Regions from separate parts of the Mus musculus genome. Here region 2 is linked to region 1. A link is a loop called in an ENCODE intact Hi-C map of the cell type or tissue named here. Cell type or tissue: heart. All regions are shown on one strand. Each heading gives the region's core, and the rest is flanking DNA. Links, peaks and the distances in the headings are about the cores only. Region 1 holds the start of Kazald1 (Kazal-type serine peptidase inhibitor domain 1). Region 2 holds the start of Lzts2 (leucine zipper, putative tumor suppressor 2).

Region 1 (10,734 bases), core at 4,568-7,067:
CCAGGCAAAGAGGAAGGAGACATGTCTTTTCCCACAGACAGGCTTAGGTAGTAGTCTGCAAAGTGGGCCTTAACAGCATCCGTGTAACAAAAGAAGGGAAGAGGGACGAAGTAGCCAGGGAGCACCTTTCCTGATTCCACCCTAGGAGTGTGCTCCTGGGGATTATGTTCTCCTCCAGAGCCATGCCCCACCCTCTTTTGGGTCCCCGGGACTGAGTTTAAACCAGAACTCTAATAACAGCATGGGAGAAGATGGCCCAAGAGCAGGGAACAATGTTTCATGGAACACTGGTGTTGAGCATCCGCCCCACCTTACCCACCAATGAGTCACCTAAGCTAGGCCAAGCCCTGAAGCTTTTAAAGCTCTCTTCTTCTCCCCCCCTCCAGCACATCTGGAACCCAGTTTAAACACAGAAAAGCCTAGAGAGGGTTGGAGCCCCCTAGCGAGAGAGGACGGGAAAGCGACTTGTCTGAGCCGGTTTCCGGGCTCTGACCAATCCTCATGTATCCCTGCACCAGAGCATCTGTCTGGTCCCCTAACTTAATCCCATCTGTCGTGTCCCCTAATTTAACTCTATCCCCGAACCTGGCTACATTTCTTCCCTCAGGCCCTTCTTAATTCAAACACAACATCCCAAGTGCTCCCCTCCTGGTCTGCAACTGACTCCCAGAGTTCAATGCCATTCAGACGAGACCCCTGCCAGTCTCTAAGAGACCCCTTACACTGTGGGCAAGCCTGTCTCCTTCCTGTGACCCTTTGCTTTAAGAAAAGTGGGGGCGGGGTGCTGGAGAGATGGCTCAGCAGTTAGCACTGGCTGCTCTTCTAGAGGAACTGGGTTTGATTCAGCACCCACAGTCAGCAGCAGCTCACAAGCATCTGTAAACTCCAGCTTCAGAGAATCTGATGCCCCATTTCTGACCTCCGTGGGAACCAGGCCTGTCCTAGGCCTGCGCTGGGATTAAAGGTATGCTCCACCACACCCCTAATAAAATAATCTCTTTTTAAACGTCTCTTATATAGAATTAATTTATTTTTATTTTTATTTTATGTGCGTTGGTGTTTTGCCTGCATGTATGTCTATGGAGTTACAGACAGTTGTAAACTGCCATGTGAACGCTGGGAATTTAACCCTGGTCCTCTGGAGGAGTAACTAGTGCTCTTAATCGCTGAGCCATCTCTCCAGTCCCCCTTGAGGGGATCTTTTTACAAGGGTTTTTCCAATCAAACAAAAACTCTCAAGGCCCCTTAGCCCAGGCCCGCCTGCCACTACCAGAAGTATCCACCAGATGGCAGCCTTTCCCCAGTTCCTAAGAATTGCCAGAGAGGTCGCCTTTTCCCCACTATTCTTAGTGGTTGGGGGCATAGACTCAGCCCCTCAGTATGGCGAGTGCATCCTTGGTCCCCAAAGTCTGCAATTTTGACCTCTTTAAAATCAAATCCTTCCTCTCAATCTTCAATTCTCCTTCTACTGGATGGGCAGACTCCCCCTGGGGTCTTCGGTTCTGTTCAGTCCTCAGATCGACCCCTATGGGGCGGACGTGACTTGGCTAAGCCCCACACCCTCGATTCTGACCAGCGCGGATGAAAGAATCCTAGAACCTTAAGCAGAAGTGGTCAGAAGCAGCAGCGCCCGTGTTACTACCACTCCAAAAAGGGTGATGGAGTCGGTGCCTTTAGCACATAGTGTCATGCACACTTGTACACGCAGTCCCCTTTGGTTTTCTCCACACACCCTGCTCTGAATGGAGGAGAAACGCAGCCAGGTCAGCAAGAGAGCATCCTTTCCGCAGGTCGAAGGTCAGAGGCCAGGACTACAAGTTTGGGAGAGGGTTGGTTCGTATTAATCCAGTTGGTCTTCTCTCCCTGACTGACAACCTCCGGGTGGGGCAAAAGGGAACCCTTTTGTTACATCTTACACAAACGACTTAAAGCCCCAGAGGTGGGCCCCCGGGATGGCGGTGCACAGGGAACGTCCCACCGCCAGGCCTGGGCCTCTATGGCTCTGCTCTCCAGCAAAGGAACCGCGCACCTCGGCTACGAGCCGTTTAGTGCAAAGGGCTTTAAAACCCGTGGGGATGCGGAGCCGAGAGTGCCCGCAGCCGCTCAGTTTCCCCGTCCTCCTCCCCCTCTCCTCCCTCGGGAGCGGCGGGAAATTATTTATTAAAACACCGCCCGCGCTCTCATTTATTTGCGGTGAATAATCCTAGGCCTCTCAGCGCGTTTATTAAACCTTTCCCGTCCCCGCGCCCGCATTACTTTAATAATAAATCGCGTGTCACTTTCCGGCGACATTATTAAACCCCGTCCGCTGCAGCAGAGGCGGGGTGCGGGGAGGGTGCAGGCGGTGGGCGGCAGAGCATCCTTCCACTCCAGGCTGCGGGGCCCAAACCCTCAAGGCTGCAGAGCGGGGAACTGAGGTTACTCCCCGCAGATGCGACAGATTCGGGTTTGGGCGAGAGCCAGCCTGTGCTCTGCAGGTAGGTACAAGGGGACAGGCAGGCCCCAGGACATCTTGACGCCACGGAGAACAAGCTATGATGGACACAGGGACCCGGACCTAGGTCCTCTCTCACTGGGTGGAGAGGACCTTCTTGAAAGCGTGTAGTAGGACGATCCCCACCCCCACTCGGTCCAGACCCTCCCACTGTTCTCCTTCTGCCGTTCTGCCAGCGCCCTACAATTCGCTGCCAGTACTTGGCCGCAGCACGGCTACCGGGAATCACAGTCAGAATCACACTGGAAAAGTGGCAGCAGCCAGGCAGAGGCAGTTGGAGATGCAGTTCATACAGGCAGGAGGGGTGGCCAGGCCTCGAGCATGGGGTTCCAGGCCACGCCCCTTCCAGGGGGGGCAGCAGCCCGCGATGGGTCTCACACCGCAAACACAGACGCTGAGCCAAGAGCGGTCCCTCCCCGCGGTGGCGCCAGCTCCGGGCGCAGCCCCGGCGCGTAGGAGGTTGTCGCTTTCCACACACAGCGTCTTGGCCTGGTGACTAACTCCACCCTACCCTTAAACAATTTCATAAACTCCTCAGTGTCCCCGGGCTAGGTACAAAGAGTATGTGGAGAGATCTAGGCCAAAGAGTACTTTTGTGAAAAGACCTCACTCAAGTCAGAAAAGACTGCTAACAACTGGGACAGTTAGAAACGACTTTTACATTTTTCTGGAAAATGGAAAGGAAAGGAGGGAGAAGAGGAAGGGTGTGGCTAACACAGGTGCCCCCACCACTAATTTATATTGAGGTCCCACCCACATAGACCTGGTTCCCCACTCTGCCTGGGAATCTATCCCTATACCAGCGGGGAGGGGGGTGCGGGGGGGGGGAGTGAGGGGGTCTGGGACGACTTCCTCCTCTCTCCAGTCAGATTGCTCTAGGCTCCCTCAATAGAGGACAGGAGAGGGCAGTATAGGGCCTGCAATCTGTTATGTGCAGAAGCCAGAGTCTGTTATGTGCGCATCTGTAAGAATTGTCCGCAGCAGTGTGGCTCGGTTTGTTTATATATTTTTTTATTGGTGCCCACTGTGTCTAGTCGTATGCTAGGTGGGTTTTGTCCCCTAGAGTGTATAAGACACGGAGCTACCCCACCCCTCTCCCTGTACTGAACTAAATCAGTTCCGCTGCGCTCATCTCTACCGCGGACGCTTCTGAAAGATGAGTTTTGAGGAAAGATGAGCTGAGGCTACACTGAGCATTAAACAATCCATGTAAGGACCCTGCTCGCCTTTTCCAGTCTTCTCCGGGCTTTCTAGACAGCAAGGATGCAGGGCTCTGTCCACATGCCCACACCTGCAAAGCAGAGATCTGGACCTAGTAGTAATCGCCCAACTCTTCACTTTCTGCCTCCTCCTCCTCCTCAGGAAACAAACTCCGTGATTGCAGCTGGGAGAATCCCGTGGCGTTCAGCTGCTCTGCAAACATACGTGGTGAAGGAAAAAGGGTCAGGGGAGAGACTTGGTGTATGGGAAGGCACGCGTGTGTGTCCGAATCACATGCAGCCTGTTCCTTACAGGCATCCAAGAGTCCTAATGCAGCCCATCCTGGTGCCCAGCGCTCAGGGCTCCCTTACCTGGTGTGAGCACTGTGAGGGTTGCAGAAGCTTCCGCTTGGCCCAGAGCATTCCGGGCAAGGCAACGGTAGGTGCCCTCATCACTAGGGCGCAAAGCTTGAATCTGTAGCCAGCCAGTCACCTCAAACTTCTGAGGTCCACCCCTAAACTGGAGACAGACCTTGCTGTCAGCAAGGTCATCTGCAGAAGTCCTGTTTTTTTGTTTTTGTTTTTGTTTTTTCAAGGAGTATGCCCCTGCTCCCTGTCCCCTACCTGCACAGAGATATGAGGGTCATCCCCCGGCAGCTGGATGTCCAAGCCATCTTTCCTCCACTCAATCGAGGCCATGGGGTAGGCAAACACCTCACAGCCAAAGATCACATCCTGTCCGGTCACATTCCAAATATTGTGAGGCTGCGACAGGATCTGGGGCTCTGGGGCAGGGGGATGGAAATATGAGGCTTGAGAACAGGAGGCTGTATCCAGCTCGGGGAGGACACAATTTACAAATTGATGTGGATATGTTGGGAGCGGGACACAAAGCATGCCAAGGGCAACATGCATCTGCAAACAAAATATGCCACAAGCCAGGAGACGTACAAAAGTAGGGGGGATGCACACAAGGGCACAACAGCCAAGTTCGGAGGTGCACAGGCACAGAGAGCAGTGTCCATTACACAGACGTTGCCTACAGACCCACAGCTTAGCTAGATAAACATGCTCTGTCCTGGACTGCTCCGCTGCCCTCATTCTACCCAAGGGCCCCTTTCCTGCGGGTCGTGTAACCAACACCTCCCTCCCTCCTTCCCCCTTTTCTAACTAGGCCCAGTTCCCAAAGGCTTGAAGAGCAGCCACATTCCAAATGTCGTGAGAATACGACAGGATCTGGGCTCCGAGAGGGAGGAGGTGGGAAAAACACCGCAGCAGGGGAACCTGAAACCTCCTTGTTGCACGGCAGAAAACTGTTGGGACCCCCCCCCCCGCCCCTGCTAGTGCATTTATTTCCACTGCAACTCCAGCCTAGCCAGACTATAGAGTAGGTAAAAGCTGAGGAAGTGTGGGTGGCCAAACGAAAACCACAAGCTTGAACATCCCCAACCCCAACCCAAAGGATGAGGGACAAGAGAGGCAAGAAGCTATCTTCCCTTCTCTAATTCCTAAATGCGTGAGAAAACTGATAGGCGGGAGCCAGGGTTAACAGGATGCATCTCACAGGGCTCCAGCAGTCTACGCAAAGTTTTGGGTGAAGGGGGGTCCTTTCAGTTCAGACCCAGCTATTGGCTATGTGCCTGTTCCTTCGGAGGCCAGTCCCTGCAAGGACCTGCCTGGATAGAGCTCTTAGGCACCTCAAACCTGGCAACAAATCTCAACCTGCTTTTTAGTTGGCAGCCTTTGAGGCTCATGGTCTCCCTCAACTATTCATTCTGCTGACCACAGAGCAACGCTGTCGGGGATCCGGGAGTAGTGCCTTTGGGGAGCCAGGGTTCCTGGTACTAAAAGCCCTGGACTTGCGTACCCGATTCGCAGGGCCCCGGATGCACCACAGTGAGGTTAGCGTCCAGCCGAGCGCGGGCGGCCTCCTGCAGGCGACAGATCTGCGCGTAGGTTCGGCCGTCCGAACCACAGAGCGGGCGCTGCGAGCGGCAGACACACAGCGGCTCCGGCACCTCTCCTCGACTCAGGTCACCGCCCGCGTCCAGCCTGCACTCGAGCTGCTCGCCGCAGCGCCCGTAGAAGTTAGCGCTGGGGTCCAGATCGCAGAGCTGGCCCTCCAGGTTTGCGCATTCCCAGCAGCAGCCGCACGCATCCCGCACCCGGCCTGCTAGGCATCCCCGCGGCGCAGCGCACTCTTCTGGCCGGCAGGGAGCACAACCCTCGCCCTCGGCTAGCAGCCGCAGCCAGCCTCGCCGCAGGTAATCGGGGCCTGTGGACGGCCTCGCGCTAACGGGTAGCTGGGTCCACACCACCAGCAATAATGGTAGTAGCAAGGACAGCGCCAAGGTAGGTGCAGCATAGTTAGCTGGAAGCCCTGTGAACACTCGGGGCATCGGCGCGTAGGTGGCACCCTGCCAGGAGAGGGAAGCCAGGTCTGGAGGTCAGAGATAAAGTCAAGGCTGTATAAAAGCTTGATTCTATCCTCTGCTACCCTGTAGCCAACTAGAAGCCCTAACAAAGAAGCCTGGTGATTCCCAGGGGTTTATGCCAGTTGGTAATTGATTAAGCTGGTCTTGGGGACTAGGGAATAAAGAGAGAGTGTATCGGGGAATGATCACTAACACCCATGCAGGGATGCACACACCCATACACAGACATACGCGTATACACACACACACATGCATACATATATGCACGCGCGCGCGCACACACACACCAGCATCACCTCCAGAAACCACCCAACTCTGATGCATCTTTGCCCCAGAGATAGATAAAACTACACTTGATGTAAAAACTTCAGGTTGGGGTGATGGTGCTGGGGACATACCAGCGACTCACCTAGTGCCTTGGACTAGGCCCTTAACAGCTGGGATTTCCAACCTAAAAAAAAAAAAAAAAAAAAAACGGTAGGGAACGAAGAGTCGCATGCACGGCCAGCCAGACCCGCAGGCCACCCCTGCTTCTGTCAGGGGATCGCTGGCAGCCCACAGACTTAAGATTCAAAGAGAAACTCCTCCGCCTCTTCTCCCCGCCCCCAGATGTCGAATACCCGCCTTCTTCCCTGGCCCCGAGGCCGATAATTTTATCCAGTCTCACAAGGACCCTCCTGGGCCTTTCACTTCGACCCTAGCCCAAAGTCACAATGAGTGTACAGAGCCGCGTAACCAGACGCCGCCACTGGGAAAGCAAAGGCTATGAGAAGAGAATAGGGGTGGAATGGCCGAGGAGCTCAAACTGTTGGCTGAGCCTCAGGTCCTGTCTCATCTGATTTAGGTCTGGAGAGCGGCAAACAGCTACAATATAGAAAGAAGGAAAGGCTAAGAAATTTTACTCAATGTAAAATTGACTTCAACACTATGGGCGTTTCTGGAGGCCAGGCTCGGGGCCAGCTTCCTCTGGGCACGGTTTGCAGCTGTGTTCACCCAGTCTCTCCACTGGGGCGCAGACTAGACTATAAGCTTTTCCAGCTGCCATCCACATCTGGCTACCTCCCTCCCAATATAGGGCAGGTGCTTGAACCCGCGGAGGAGCCTGGTGATTAGAGGTCGGAACTGACTAGCGGCCGCAGCAAGGCCGGCGGGTGACTCCCCATAGGGCGTCTCTGGGCTCCGGATTACAGGTTGCAAAATTCGAGCATGTCGGGGCCAAAAGTGTTCAGTCTGGAGACCTCCGCCAACGCCACGGTGGCACTTTTGGGTTAGGGGCAGGAAGCAAAGCATCCCCGGAGGCCCGCCCACCACCCCGAGAATGGCAGGCCCCGCCCCCGCCGGCCCCCAAACAGCTTCCAAAAACCGCAATCCAAGCTCCTAGGAGGAGGAGGAGCAGAAGGAAACCGGGCTTTTAGGCAAGGGAAGGGTGGGGCTTATATAGGCCCCGCCCAGAAGGCGTCAGAGGTTCTGACTGCGCGTGCGTCCGCGGCCTGCGGCGGCTCCGCTCTACCCTGCGAGGAAGAAGCACTGCAGTCACCGCGCAGTTCTGACTTTGGCCGAGCCCTCCTCAAAGGAGCGTTCAGTCAGCAGAGACGCTGCCTCTGATCAGAGGGGTTCCGACAAGGTAGAAGAGAGCTGTACACAGGCAATCCCAAACTCCGAGGAGACGGGAAGCGAATTTCACGCGAGGTTTCGGGATTGTCGCGAGAATCCCAACGGCAAGCTAGAAAAGGAAAAGCCCGCGGCTTTTAAGCCAGGAAAGAACGAGGGCAGGCAGATTCCGATGGTGGTGCTAGGCAATCCCTTGGTTGGAGGACGCGTTAACTGTTGGCCTGGGAGCAGAAGTGAAGCGAGAATTGCAGGATGTTTTGGAAAAGGCGCGAGGAGGGCTTGCCTGGTGGAGGAATGGAGACACTCTAGGGGAGGTCCCTAGCTGTAACTGGGGGCGGTGATCGTTGCCCGATGTAGAGTGGGAGCTGTCCAGGTCTAAATGAGGAACTGTGAGCTTTCAGCCCTAGGAGCCACTATCAAAATCCCCAGCGTCAGGGTCCTAGACACGCTTTCCATCTTAATCGTTGCCGGCGTTTACTGTTAGTCTTCGCGCCTCTAGTAGGAATCACTGTGTCTTCTGTCTCTGTACTCCCCACCCCCACCCCCACCCCCCGCCCGAGACCGACTGCTAAGGAAGTTCTTGGGAAGCATTTGTGCTTTAAAAGTGAAAGACTCCCTGGTTCTGAAAGATGCAGTCACTAATGAGAGGCTAGGGATTAACTCGACGGAGAACGAGCGCCCTCTGGTGGGTTTGCAGCAGCTGCGACTCGTGACAATGCATACTGTCTATACTTTGAAAACGTTCTTACAGTAGTCTTGCGTTGCTGATGATTAAACCCGGGACTTTTAGAGTTAAGCCAGAACTGTTGTCACCGAGCAGTATCTCTGACCCAATAATAATATTTTAGAAAGGAGTTTGTTCGCATAGGGCAGTTTGAAAGCCTAGCTACTCCTGTCTCCAGGTGCTTCTTGTCCGGCACTTTATCAGGTGAAGTTCTAAAACACGTTAAGCAGCAACCGTGGGCACCAGAAAAAGAGTTACTTAAACGTTTAAAACGTTGACTCGGTTTGACAAGCTTCCTTTTTTTTAATTTTTTTACTTATATGAGTACACTGCAGCTGTTCTCACACACTAGAAGAAAGCATCAGATCCCATTACAGATGGTTGTGAGCCACCCTGTGGTTGCTGGGATTTGAACTCAGAACCTCTGGCAGAGCAGTCAGTGCTCTTAACTGCTAAGCCATCTCTCCAGCCCTAGCTTCCTATTGTTGAAGCAAAGGAAATTACTTCTAGTCCACATGATGCGGTTACTGCCAGGCATATCAATGAACGAGGTGTGCTTCAGATGAACACCTGATAGTTCATCTTCTTCTAAAATATCTATTACTGGTTTGTGCCTATGGTGTGTATGTATATGAGTGTAGACATATTTGTGTTTGGAGCTCGGGATGATTTTCAGGACTCAGTCCATCTCCTTCCATCTTGAAGTCATCATCAGATTTGCATAGCAAGCACCCTTACCTGCTGAACCATCTTGCCGCCCCCGAGTATTTTTCTACATTACTTTTGTTTGCGCGTGTTTGAGTGCATTGTACACACTCTGTGCACATGAATGGGAGTTCTGTTCCACCCCATGAGCCCTAGGAATTGAATCAGGGCATCATGCTTGGTGCAAGTGTCCTGCCTTCCTATCATCTCTCCAAACCCCTAATCTTGTTTATGTGCCTTGGTGTTTAGTGTACCTGGGTGAGCACATCAGATCCCTTGCAACTGGAGTTATAGACAGTTGGGAGCTGCTGTGTGGGTGCTGGGAATTGAACCCAGGTCCTCTGGAAGGTGAACTGGTGCTCTTAACCACTGAGCCATCTCCACAGCCCCTCCCCCCCCTTTTATTTATGGTGAAAGCCAGTAATGGTGACACATACCTAGAATCCCAGAACTCAGGAGGTAGAGGCAGGAGAATCAGAAGTTCAAGGCCATCTTTGCCTAACCAGGGAGTTGAAGGTCAGCTGGGTTACACAATACCCTGTCTCCAAAAATCAGACAACAGGAAAAACCCTTAGGATGACTTGGGAGGACTCACTCTATAGCCTTTACGTCATAAACTTTGGTGGGGCACAGTTATGGAGGATGGTGGGGTGTCATTTGAGAAGGAAGTGAAACACATGGTTCACAGTGACAAAATGGATACAGATGAACCCTGCTTCCTATGAATATTAGAATCAATTAAGTCAGAAGGGCTCAAGATCGATAATTAAGATGAAATGCTTTATATTGGTCTACTATGACAAATAGATGTTCTCATTAAAGTAGAAAATAAGATTAAGATAAGTATGTAGACACCACAACTGTATAAAGATGTATCATAAATATCAGTGAGCAGAGAATTTGCAATGAGGCTGCGTGTAACTCTCACTATCCTTTATTTTGTAAAATTATTTTCATAATGAAAGAGTAGAGGCCAGTCTCCCATACCGCCCCCCCCCAAATAAATGAATAGTGACTATTCTTTAGGTAAATTAGGATGTTGAAATAAATACAGAAAGCAGGGTCAGATAGGAAGATAAATATTGTAATTTATCTACAAGTAACATTATAAAATGGAACTAGACTAGCCAGGAACTTGCTTCTGGAATACCTAGGCACTCAGGCAAGCTGAACAGATTTCAAGACATCTTAGACAGACACCAGGCCAACAGTTTCTTTATCCTCCTTCCTCCTTCTCAGGACAGTTTCTTTCTGTCACCCACACCCAACCTTTAATATCTCTTCTGCTTTTGACCACCTGATGACCAATTTTCATAAGAATAAAGTTAGAAGGAGTATCTAAAGTATTCTACATTTCCTTAAAGTTACAATTATTATGTGTAATTGGTGTCTGTAAGTGCAGATGCTAGTTGAGTAGCGGAAGCCAACGAACAACTCAGGTGGGGGCGGGGCGGGGCAGGTGGTGGTGTCCTTTCTCCTGCCATCAGATGTGGGGACTGAACTCAGCATGTCAGGTTTGCCCAGCAAGTGCTTTAACCCGATGGACCATCTGCTGTTCTAGCTCCC
Region 2 (10,734 bases), core at 5,090-7,589, 60 kb after region 1:
CAAACAGCTGTGTCAGGCTGCCCTGGCTCCCAGATAGCCCAGCAGCTCGAGGACCAAGGAAGCCGGGTAGGGATGGCGCCCCCCGAGGTTTGGGTAGCACTGGCTTGAAGGCTGTTGGCCGGATCAGGATCTTCTCCATATTCTGAAATGAGGCACCAGTTGACACTGTGAGGGTGATCTGCCCAGTCCCTTGCCCTTTTTAAAATGTTATTTCTGTTGCTTTTCTGAGACAGGGTTTTACTTTACTGGCCCGAGCTCACTCACTTTGTATCCCCAAGCTAGGCTTGATCACAAGCAAGGTTTCTCTGCCTTTTAAGATTACAGGGGTGGGTGGGGGGTGGGTGGGGGGTGGCTCAGCGGTTAAGAGCACTGACTGTTCTTCTGAAGGTCCTGAGTTCAAATCCCAGCAACCACATGGTGGCTCACAACCACCCGTAATGAGATCTGGTGCCCTCTTCTGGTGTGTTCAAAGACAGCTACAGTGTACTTATGTATAATAATAAATAAATCTTTAAAAACAAAACAAAAACAAACAAACAAAAAAAGATTACAGGGTGTGTGCCGGGCAGTGGTGGTGCACGCCTTTAATCTCAGCACTTGGGAGGCAGAGGCAGAGGCAGGCAGATTTCTGAGTTCGAGGCCAGCCTGGTCTACAGAGTGAGCTCCAGGACAGCCAGGATTATACAGAGAAACTCTGTCTCCAAAAACCAAAAACCAAACCAAACCAAACCAAACAAAAACCAAGATTACAGGTGTGTCATACCAAGCCCAGTTTGCTTGCTTGATCTTTCAAAACACTAACGTGTGTAAGTTTGTGTGTGTGTGTGGTGTATATGTATGTTTTATGTGCATGAGTGTGCACGTGTGCACACACTGGTGACTGGTGACTGCGTGTGAAGAGACCAAATGTCAAAGTCAGGTGTTTTCCTCAATTACTTTCCACCTAATTTGTTATACAGCCTCTGAACCTGGAGTTCACCAACCCAGCCAGCCTGACTGGCCAGCCAGCCCCAGGGATCTGCCTGTCTCTGCCCGTCAAGTGCTGAGATTCCAGTCCTTTGCCACAATGGCCAACTTCTTACAGGGTACTGGGGATCTGAACTCAGGTTCTTGTGTTTATGCAGCAAGCATCTCACCCACTTTGCTATCTCTTCAAGCCTCAAACCTTGATCTTTCAAAACTGTCACACTACTCGATTCCCCATACAGGGTCCTCAAGTCCTATAAATTAAAAACAACTCTTCCCTCTAGCAGCAAGTTTCTAATTGCCTACTTACATTAAGTAATTCAAAATGCTCATTTTTTAATCATAATAGCTACACAAACAAAACATGATCCTCTTCTCATATTAAAAACAAGGATGTAGAGGCCCATAGTAAAGTTAAAGGTTTTGCCCAAGGACACATACACACACCTCTGAATAATTGAAGCAACTAGGCTGGAGGTGGTAACAAATGCCTTTAATCCTAGCCCTCGGGAGGCAGAAGCAAGCAGATCTCTGTGAGTTCGAGGCCAGCCTGGTCTGCACAGTGAGTTCCAGGACAGCCAAGGCTACAGAGAGAAACCATGTCTCAAAAAACAAAATAAAACTAACTCAGACAATTACTATATTGTTCATTTGAGGTTGCTGGGTACTTTACTATGTATTAATTCTAACAGGAACCTACAAAGATTAGCCTCTAACCGTAACCATAAAGACACAGAAAACGGGGCTCAGACAGGTTATTTCACTGTCTGAGTGGTAAGACAGAACCCATATTCTTTGCTCTACTGACGCTTCCAAATTCTAGCTTCCCTGAGGGGCTCCTGGCTTCCCACCCAGGTCCTCCCAAAAGGGCTGCCCGTTACCTTCTCCAGCTTTCCAGAGACAGGGATGAGCTTTGGTGGGGGCCCACGGAGGTGGGCATTGTGTGCCTGATGTTCCCGGGGATCTTCAACATCACTGCTGGGGCTGGGAGGAGACTCTGTCCGGAAGTCCTCATTGACATAGGTAAAGCTATTGCCTGGGACAGCCTTCCTCGGTGGCACAGCCGGGCAGAGCGGTTCCTGTGCCTCGTAGCCACCCGGTAGCAGCCCATCCTGCTGGCGGAAGAAGGTGGGCCCAGGGACACCATGATGTCGTTGAGGAGCAGGTCCCCCGGGGCAGGGCCGGCCTGAGATAAGACTGCTCACGCTGCCCATTGCTGGAGTTTTGGGGGCAGTGGCTGTCTCACGTGCGGGCTCCAGAGGCACTGGCAGAGTGTGCACAATGGCCATGGTGGCAGAGGCTCAGGTCTGGCCAGGGGCCTCCGGGGCAACCTGTGAGCAGGGCATTGGTGTCAGAGTCCCTGCACCTTGAGGATCCTCCCCCTATAAGCCTTCTCCTGACCCCCTCCTCCAGATAGAACATTCCCCATTTAGGAAAAAGGCTTCCCTTCCAAGAACTGGCATGAACCTCGAGTTCCTCTGGGCCTCAACTCTAGTCTGGAACAAGGCTAAGGAATAACTTGACCACACAGAGAGGAAGGAATGGGAGATCTAAACATTTATACAGGGTTCCTTGGCAGAGAAGACCTAGTTTAAGCCCCAACCTGTATCCCCTATATAGCCAAAGACTCAGATTGGGCAGAGATCCCTAACTCTAGCTCCCAGTACAGGTCCCTACTCTCCTGGGACAGGTGGCCTCATTACTGGGCTGTTTGGGCAGAGGACACGTCAGGGATGCAATCAGCAACTCAGATGGTAATTAGGGAACAAAGAGTCAAAGCCAGGCGCTGTCCAGCCTCCCACCACTGGGCCTCAGTTTCTCCCAGACACTCAGGCGGCTTCGAGGGTGGAGCTGGCCAAACAGGAAACCTTACAGGTCTTAGGAATCCACAGGTGCCCTCTGGGGTCTCTCCTACCTCCCAGAGGTTGATGCAGGCTGTGCTTGTTTCCATGTCACTCTTAGCTTCTGCCATCACTCGGGACTAAGGGAGCCTACCCAGGCCCTGTCCCACTGCCAACCTTTATAAACCTTCCTGCTTTAGTTGATCTTCAGAATAACCCCTATGGAATTTGAGCAGGAGCCCATTACCACGTCTAGTAGGAGCTCAAGTAAGATGGCTGGCTCCGCCTCCCCTAGTCTTACTCCTTCCTGGAAAGAACAGCAAGCCTGCACCCAGAACGGAACTCCCGCCCAGTCCCAAGGCTGCCGATGACCAAGACTTAGGCATCTGCTGAAGTCATCACAGAGCAAAGGGGCCAAAAAGTGGACTGAGGATCCATGAGAAAGAAGAATGTGTGTGTGTGTGTATGTGTGTGTGTGTGTATGTGTGTGTGTGTGTACATTTACTTGTGGGTGTGAGTACATAGACAGGGTCATAAAAAAATGAACAGTATCTGTGAGAATATGCATGAAACTGTGCAGTCCATGTGGGTTTAGACAGATGTCAGTACGTTCATACATGTGTGTATATGTGTGTGTGTGATGTAGGGGACATGACAAAACCAAACAGGGTTGTGCTATGTACCATAGGTGGGCCTCAAACTCAGATCCTCCTGCCTCAGAGAGCTGGGATTCTAACCTTGTGCAAATATGCCGAGCTGTATGTGTGGTTTTTTTTGTTTTTGGTTTTGGTTTTGGTTTTTCGAGACAGGTTCTCTCTGTATAGCCCTGGCTATCCTGGAACTCACTCTGTAGACCAGGCTGGCCCTGAAATCAGAAATCGGCCTGCTTCTGCCTCTGCTTCTAAAGTGCTGGGATTAAAGGTGTGCGCCACCACTGCCCACTGTGAATTCTTTTTTGCTGTTTTGTTTGTTTTTTGTTTGTTTGTTTTTCCAAGACAGGGTTTCTCTGTGTAGCCCTGGCTGCCCTGGAACTTGCTCTGTAGAGCAGGCTGGCCTTGAATTCAGAGATCCACCTCTTACTGCCTTCTGAGGGCTGGAATTAAAGGCGTGTGTGTTACCACCACCAGGCTGTATGTGTGAATTCTTATGTTTTACAAAGTTATGAGTTTCGTAACTTAGAAAGCACACCACACAGTTATTAATGTGTATAAAACAAATGAATCTGTGGGCTCTGGATGTCACTATATGGCAAAAAGAGAAATGTTTGGATAGATATACCAGTTTGTGCACACATATGTGAGGTTTGTGTAAATACCACTAAATCTTCCAGTCACCTATCCTCAGTAAGCCATTCTGCTTCTTCTCCTAGCATGAAATTCTAGGGAAAATCCTCCTTTCTTTGGGTCCATTGAGTCAAGTCTCTCATAGACTGAGACACACAAATCTCTACAGGACGCCTGCAGTTCTCCTGGGACAGTTACATGGATTCCTACTGTACACAAGAAAAGTGTGTGAAAGCTCCCCAGGACCAATCTGTATAAGTGAGCGTTCTGGGAGTGCATGAGGACCTGGGTGACATTCAAAGCCACCAATGTGAATGGGGACTCCTCCTCCCTAAAACTTTTTTTTAACTTAAGAGTTTGAGGAAAGGTGAGATCACAGTGCCTGACGCCCTTGCCCCATCTTATCTTTGTATATTGTTCTCCACTAAGTGCCTCTAAGTGTTAAGACCAGAGACTCACAGGAGTCCAGCGTGAGGAAGGAGTTGCTAAGAGCTAGGGTAGGAACTGAAGTGTAGCAACTTCTCTGTAGGGTAGGTACTGAGATCGCCCCCAAAAGGTCCAGCCTAGGGATGGAGACTGCTCCACAGTATAGTGAGGAGTGAGAAGGGGCTGGCACTCCTGTCCCTACTCCAGAGGACACAGAAAGTGAGACCCAGAAGGAAGGGCAAGGGCCGGGGTAGACACTCAGAGAGACAGGAGCCAGAAGACAGAAGAGACAAAGGCCAAGAGGCTCAGACACGAGGAGCCAGAGGCAGACCCATGAGTTAGGGTCGCTGAAGCTACACAGGCAAGGACCCCTAAAGCCAGAGGAGCCACAGAGCTGAGCTCTGAGGGCCAGGCGTCAGGAAAGCCAGGCCTAGCCAGCCTGGCTCCCGCTTTTGAGGCCCAAGAGAGAAGGAGGGGCAAGCGGCTCCATTTTGAGAAATGCGTTTGTAGCTGTGGGAAAAAGAAAGCCCTGGTTCTCCCCAGCACTCCCTGACCTATCACTATGGTACACAGACCCCTGCGCCCCCACCCCAGCAAGTAAGCTGGGGGTTCTAGAGTCTGGGGCCGCGCCAGGGCCTGAGATGAGTCTGGCCCACGTCCCAACTCTCTGACCTCAGGGCTGGGGTTGGAGAGTTGGGGAAAGTCCCCCCAAACACACACACTCAAACTCCAGAGACCAGTCAAGCAGGATCCAGTCTGGGATCACGAGTTGCCATTCCGAGACTGAAAGCCCAGAGTCGTCGTGTCCCCCCACCCCCCCCCCCGCCACCCACAATAGTCCGCTCCTTCCATAAACTGGGGGCGTCTATGGAATGCCACCTCCCCACCGGACCGCATCGCTTAGAAGTTGGGGCACCCTCAGCCCTGGACCCCTCACCTCCGCCGCGCTGCTCCATGCTCAGCCCCGGGCCGCCCCAGCACTCCACAGGCGCGCCGCCCGCTCCAGCCCGCGCGCGGCCACTCGGAGCTGCCCGGCTCGGCCCCGCCTCCGCCCAGCCGGCGCCCCCGGCCCTGACCGGCCCCCGCCCGGCCCGAGTGGGCGGTGCGCACTGATGGGGGGAGGGGTCCGAGGGGCGTTCCCGCCCCGGGGAGCGGACACGCGCAAGTAACCCACGTCACGCGTGCCAGCCAGGGCGCACGCGGGGGCTGCTCGGCGGCGCTCGGGATTCCTCCCAGAGTGGCCTAGCAACTGTGTGTGTGTGTGTGTGTTGTGTGTGTGTGTGTGTGTGTGTGTGTGTGTGTGTGTGTGTGTGTGTGTGTGTGTGTGTGTGTGTTAAGTGTGGTGTGTGTGTGTGCTCGGTAGCGCTCGGGATTCCTCCCAGAGTGGCCTAGCGACTCTGTGTGTGTGTGTGTGTGTGTGTGTGTGTGTGTGTGTGTGTGTGTGTGTTAGGAGGCTCGGCCGGCTCGAGACTCATCGAGCCGGGTCACCATCGCCTATCCCTGCCGGAGCCCAAGGGCCAGCGGCAGCTGGTCATTGTTCCAGCACAAAGAGCCAAGGCGCGGCGCCAGCCCCGCCCCTCCCCCTCCGCTCCTCTAGGAGAAGCTTCCCTCCTCAGTCTCCAGCTTCCCGGTCCATGGGGAGGCCGAGGGGGTCAGCCATCCCTCTCCAGTTGCCGGCTCCTGGGCACAAGTTGAGGGACTGGCTCGGTCGCTGTCTGTCCCACCCCCAGCAGGCTGGAGGTCACACGCTTGGATTTTCCAAATCGGCGCCACCTGGTGGCCCTTTCCAGCAACTTACCAGCCCCCCCCCCCCAAGACCCCCACCAATCCCACTCCCTTTCCAGCACAGCACCCTCGGGCCGCGAGCCCAGGCTTGTCCCTGGCATGGCTCCAGCCTCCCTAGCCGAACCTCGGGGGTCATTTGCTATGAGAAGGGTCGCTGCTCAAAGGGGGTGGGAGGGATACCTGACCCCCAATAATCTCAAGAACGAACAGCTCAAACCTACACTGGCTCCGCAGCAGACATCCCAAAGTCTCTCTTGGGGTCACAAATATTTTTACCCTCTCGAAAACAACAGTCTTAACACCCACACGACCTTTCCCACATTCAGTCTCGGGCAGCCACAGTCAGTCTCATCCATCACGTGGCTCCATAGATCTTCATTCCATAATCCTTCAGGCCAACTCACAGAAGGCTTGGTGTTTCGTGCACGGGAGAGTGCACAACAGTCCTTTGCATCCAGTCACATTCTTTAAATACACTCAGCCTCCCAACCCTCTTCCACGCAATGACAGCCGGATTCAGCCACTCTGGAAACTTCTTACATCATATTCACAAACTACCCACTTTCCCTGAGGGGTCTCTGTGACCTGCTCAGGTCAGCCGACCTCACATGTTCTGGCAAGGCCATCCTCCCTTCCCCGATCCCCCCCGCCCCCCCCCCCAAGGTCTGCCAGAGCTGGGCTCAGCCCCAGGAAGAAGCACCCCCCCCCCTTCCAGGCCACAGCCTGGCCGGCTCTCAGCTCTATTTTTAGCTCCATGGAAAGGGTTGTTTTTCTTTCTTTTTCCCTGGAAAGGAAAACACAGCCTAGCCACCCTCAGGCTCACTCCAGCCCCTCAGCTTCACAAGAACATACCGAACCCCTCTCCCTAACAGAAACCCCCTCCTCTGGCCTTGCCCTGATCCCTGCCTCCTGGGGCACCGAGAACCTCCTCCCCTTTCTGGCCTCCAGCCCAGAAGCTCAGGCAGCAGCTGGGCTCAGCATGTGGCCGGGTGAGGGGTGGGGGGAATGAAGGATGGGGGCCGGAGGGGGAAGAGGCTGCAGCCCCCTCTTTCACTTTCAGAGAGGGGACTCTGATCTTTCTTCCACCTAGAGGAGACACACTCCCCTTAGGTTTAAGGATATATTTACTCTTGGTGCGTTCCCTTTGAGGAGGGGTGAGGGGAGACTCTTCTCGCTTGAGTGGGCTATTTGTGCCCAGTCCTGCAAGGGGTGGAGGTGGCGGTAGGAAGAGGACGTAAAGACAGAGCTGTATGAGACCGGGGCAGCTGTCTGGGGCCATCAAGGTCCTTTCGGATACCTTTCAAGGATACGGGTTCCAAGAACGTGCTAGTGAGCTCCAAGGCAAGGAGCCCAAGTTAGCCCCAACCCTCTCCAGGTCTCCGGGTCACCCAGGCCCCCAGGGGCGTTGAGCTCCCATTCTGGGTGAGAGGATTTATCATCATTCCAGGTGAAGTGTGGAATAAAGCTCCATACAGGGCGAAACAAACATGCTAGGACCAGCGGAGAGGTAGATGAGAGGGGTGTCCCTGCCTAGACAGGAGTTGGGGAGCACTACCCACCCGGCTGCGAAGCAATCACGTGCTCAACGCCTGTTTACGTCTTGGTCTTCACCTGCAGGCAGCCGGCTGGGAAGCAGGAACCGCCTGGTGCGACAAACCCCGCCCGCCCCCGCCGATAGTCTCAGGGCGTCCCCTTTCTCTCACTCAGCCTTGGGCAGAAAAACTCAGCGTCCAGGTCGCAGGGTGGGGTGGGGAGTCGCGCGAGCTAGTGGTACTGCCATTGGGACAGCTAGGGTACCTCGCTGTGTTTGTCCTTTCCTGAGCACACGTGTGTTCGCGTCCTAAGTGAATGCATGGGTGTGTGTGTGTGTGTGTGTGTGTGTGTGTGTGTGTGTGTGTGTCGGCGCGTGTGTGTAAGTTTTCTTACTCCTTTGCTGTTGTTTCGCCTGCGGTCCACAGAGTGCGGACCCTTTCCTCATCCCAAGACGCGTAAAGTTCTCTCCAAAGTGAGGACCTGCGGGAAGCCGGAGCTCCTGCACCCCGTCCGCCCCACCACTCACCCAGCGTCACCTGCGCCGCTGCTCCCTTTTTGGCCCGGCTCCCGCTCCAGCGTGCCTATTTCTTCGCCGTGATAGAACTCTACTTCTCCAGCCGGCTCCGGGCTCAGCGCTCCCGGCTCCCCGCTCCCGCCAGGCCAGCCCTGGAAGAGTGGGGCGGGGCGGCTGAAGCCGCGCCCCCCCCCAGAGGGGAGTGGTCTGCCCCGCACCTCCAAATAGCTAACCTAGTACCCAACCCAAAAGTAGCCTGACCCAGTACCCAGTCCAAAAGTAGCCTGGTGGTGGCCTAAGGCTGTCTCTCTGGCCTTTTGACTGCACAGCATACTGACTTTTGACCTAAGGGGAGGGCAGGCGTAACTGACGTTTTAGCTACCTGGCAGCCTTAACTAAGGCACGGTAGAGATTGCCTCTCTCCTGCTCTGTGGGGAACTCAGTCCGGTCCACTCTGCTCACAACCAGAAGAGGGAAAATCCCTAGGAAGCAGACAAAGAAGTATCGAGTTTCATAAAACACACACACACACACACACACACACACACACACACACACACACACACACACTCATTAGGGCTGGGGCTGGCTGGGGGCTGTCCTGGCAGACCTAGTACCGCCTCTTTCCCTAGAGTAGTTAGCAACCCAGGTGAGAAAGCTGCTAGTCCTGGCCCCCCATAGGGCACAGCTAGGCTTCCCTTAGATCCATAAAGTCCCACCCACAGGAGCAAACAGGAAGTTGGCCTGTATTTCAGGGACGTACCAAAGGCTCCTTTCCTCCCTGACTTACCAGGTATATTGTGGAAAGGCTTAAGTTTACAGCTCTCTGAGCCAGGCCCACTGCCTGAGTAGTTGGTTCAGGAGACCAAGGTGAGTTTGGTCTCAGACTCGCCCACATTACAGCTGTTGAAGACCTAAAGCCGCCCCCTCACGGTCACGTGAGACCCAATGTAAGTCTGAAAGCAGGGCTGCAGATCTAATCTGACCCTGCTAGGCCAGACCTTTCCAGGAGGTCTCTGGGACATGGAGTAAGTGGGACACAGGGTGACACGACTCATCCCAGGTGATTTGCTTCAAGCCACTTTGAGTATGTGGATAGAAAGTGCCTCCTCGGAACTTTATATTAAAGATATAGGAATGACCTTACCTGGCTTCCGGGCTCCAATGGCTACTGAGCATATTTTGTGCTAGAGCTTGCTGTGGGGAGTTTAGGGCAGGTACGAAGAGGAATGTGTTTGTGTAGGGGGTGTGTTAGCTAGCCTTCCTCCTCCTCCTCTTCCTCATTCTGGTTTGTGAAGTGTGGGGGTGTGCGCCAGCCAGGAGGGTGGAGCTGTCTCTCTCTCTCTCTGCTGATTTACAGCCCTCACAAACTCCAAAGGAGAAACTACAGGATTGTCTGAGGACACGCCAGGCATTTTAGGGAGAGTAGAATACAGAATCCATACTCTGATAGGTAGGAGTGATCTCTCTCTCTGTACATCTGGAAGGCATGGCTGACTTAAATATTTCAGACCCTGGTTGAGGCCTAGAGCAGCCAACTGCTGGTAATGATTACTGCAGGATTAGAGAGGCCTGGCTCCAGCCAGTCTGGGAGAGACCCCCAAGAAGGCAGGCCCTGGAGGAGCTACCCCCACCCCTAGGTTCTTCCCCACCACCAACAGCTTTGCAAGCAATTGTTTCAGGTCTTTGTGGCTAGAGTTCTCAGAAACCCTGGACTCTACCATCCGGTTCTAAAAGCTTCCTCTTGGGTTGATTTGAAAAGGTTGCTCTTCCTCTAGGGAGTAAAAAAACCACCCCTCTACCTAGAGCAGAGGCTTGCTAATACCCCCAATCTTGAAATCGCTACTTCAGGGCATCACACCAATCGAAATGAAAAGGTCATTTAGCAATATGCCTGGCAGTCTGTGAATCATTTCTTCTAAAACCTTCTGTAGCGCCTGGTAAACTGAGGTATCCAGACCCCATGTCAAACTCCAAATCTCAGAGGATGTAAAGGCAGGGGAGAGAGACTGCCCTAAGCTCAGAGTTTTTAACAAATTCCCAGCTCGAGCACATGTTAAGGAGAGATGAGAGGACTCCAGAGGGAATGAATGAGGGTAAGGGGAAAGAGATAATGAGCTATTTTTGAGGTAAAGTTTTGAGTAGCCCAGTCTGGCCTAGACTTAGGATACTTGGAACTCCTGATCTTCTGCCCTCTACCTCCCAGGTGTTGGAATTAAAAGCATTCACCACCACGCCCAGCTAGGGCTGACTCTTGAGTCTACACTGAGATATGTGAATGGTTCACCTCACAGGTGAAGAGCGACAGCTGGTCAGGCAAGGCCTGGGTATGTGACCCACACCTGTCAGGAATTTTATGGGGTCCTCAACACAGCACCCTGTTTCC

The links. Hi-C counts contacts between places; a loop is a spot of excess contacts. Peaks named below come from ENCODE experiments on the same cell type or tissue, not always from the same donor. Only the 100,000 strongest peaks of a DNase experiment are listed, where the experiment ranks them.
Region 2: a loop joins it to region 1, with 2.3 times the contacts of the local background. A loop is called at or near these places in 2 of 42 quality-filtered maps.

The regions. Positions count from the first base shown.
Region 1 is chr19:45,072,040-45,082,773 of GRCm38, reverse strand. Kazald1 (Kazal-type serine peptidase inhibitor domain 1) reads right to left here and starts at 6,687. Exons shown (of 5, transcript NM_178929.5): 1 at 6,538-6,687; 2 at 5,561-6,110; 3 at 4,318-4,478; 4 at 4,066-4,213; 5 at 3,485-3,907. The coding sequence starts at 6,092. The coding sequence ends at 3,807. Gm35782 (a long non-coding RNA gene) reads left to right here and starts at 7,665. Exons shown (of 4, transcript XR_877888.1): 1 at 7,665-7,752. In heart, for the core only: a CTCF peak has its summit at 5,895; DNase peaks (open chromatin) are centred at 4,843, 5,573, 5,983 and 6,753; H3K4me3 peaks cover 2,367 bases; H3K27ac peaks cover 1,195 bases; H3K27me3 peaks cover 1,944 bases.
Region 2 is chr19:45,012,950-45,023,683 of GRCm38, reverse strand. Lzts2 (leucine zipper, putative tumor suppressor 2) reads right to left here and starts at 5,549. Exons shown (of 5, transcript NM_001130526.1): 1 at 5,454-5,549; 2 at 1,848-2,297; 3 at 1-142. The coding sequence starts at 2,255. In heart, for the core only: a CTCF peak has its summit at 6,271 (motif pointing left); DNase peaks (open chromatin) are centred at 5,603, 6,053, 7,133 and 7,573; H3K4me3 peaks cover 2,500 bases; H3K27ac peaks cover 2,500 bases.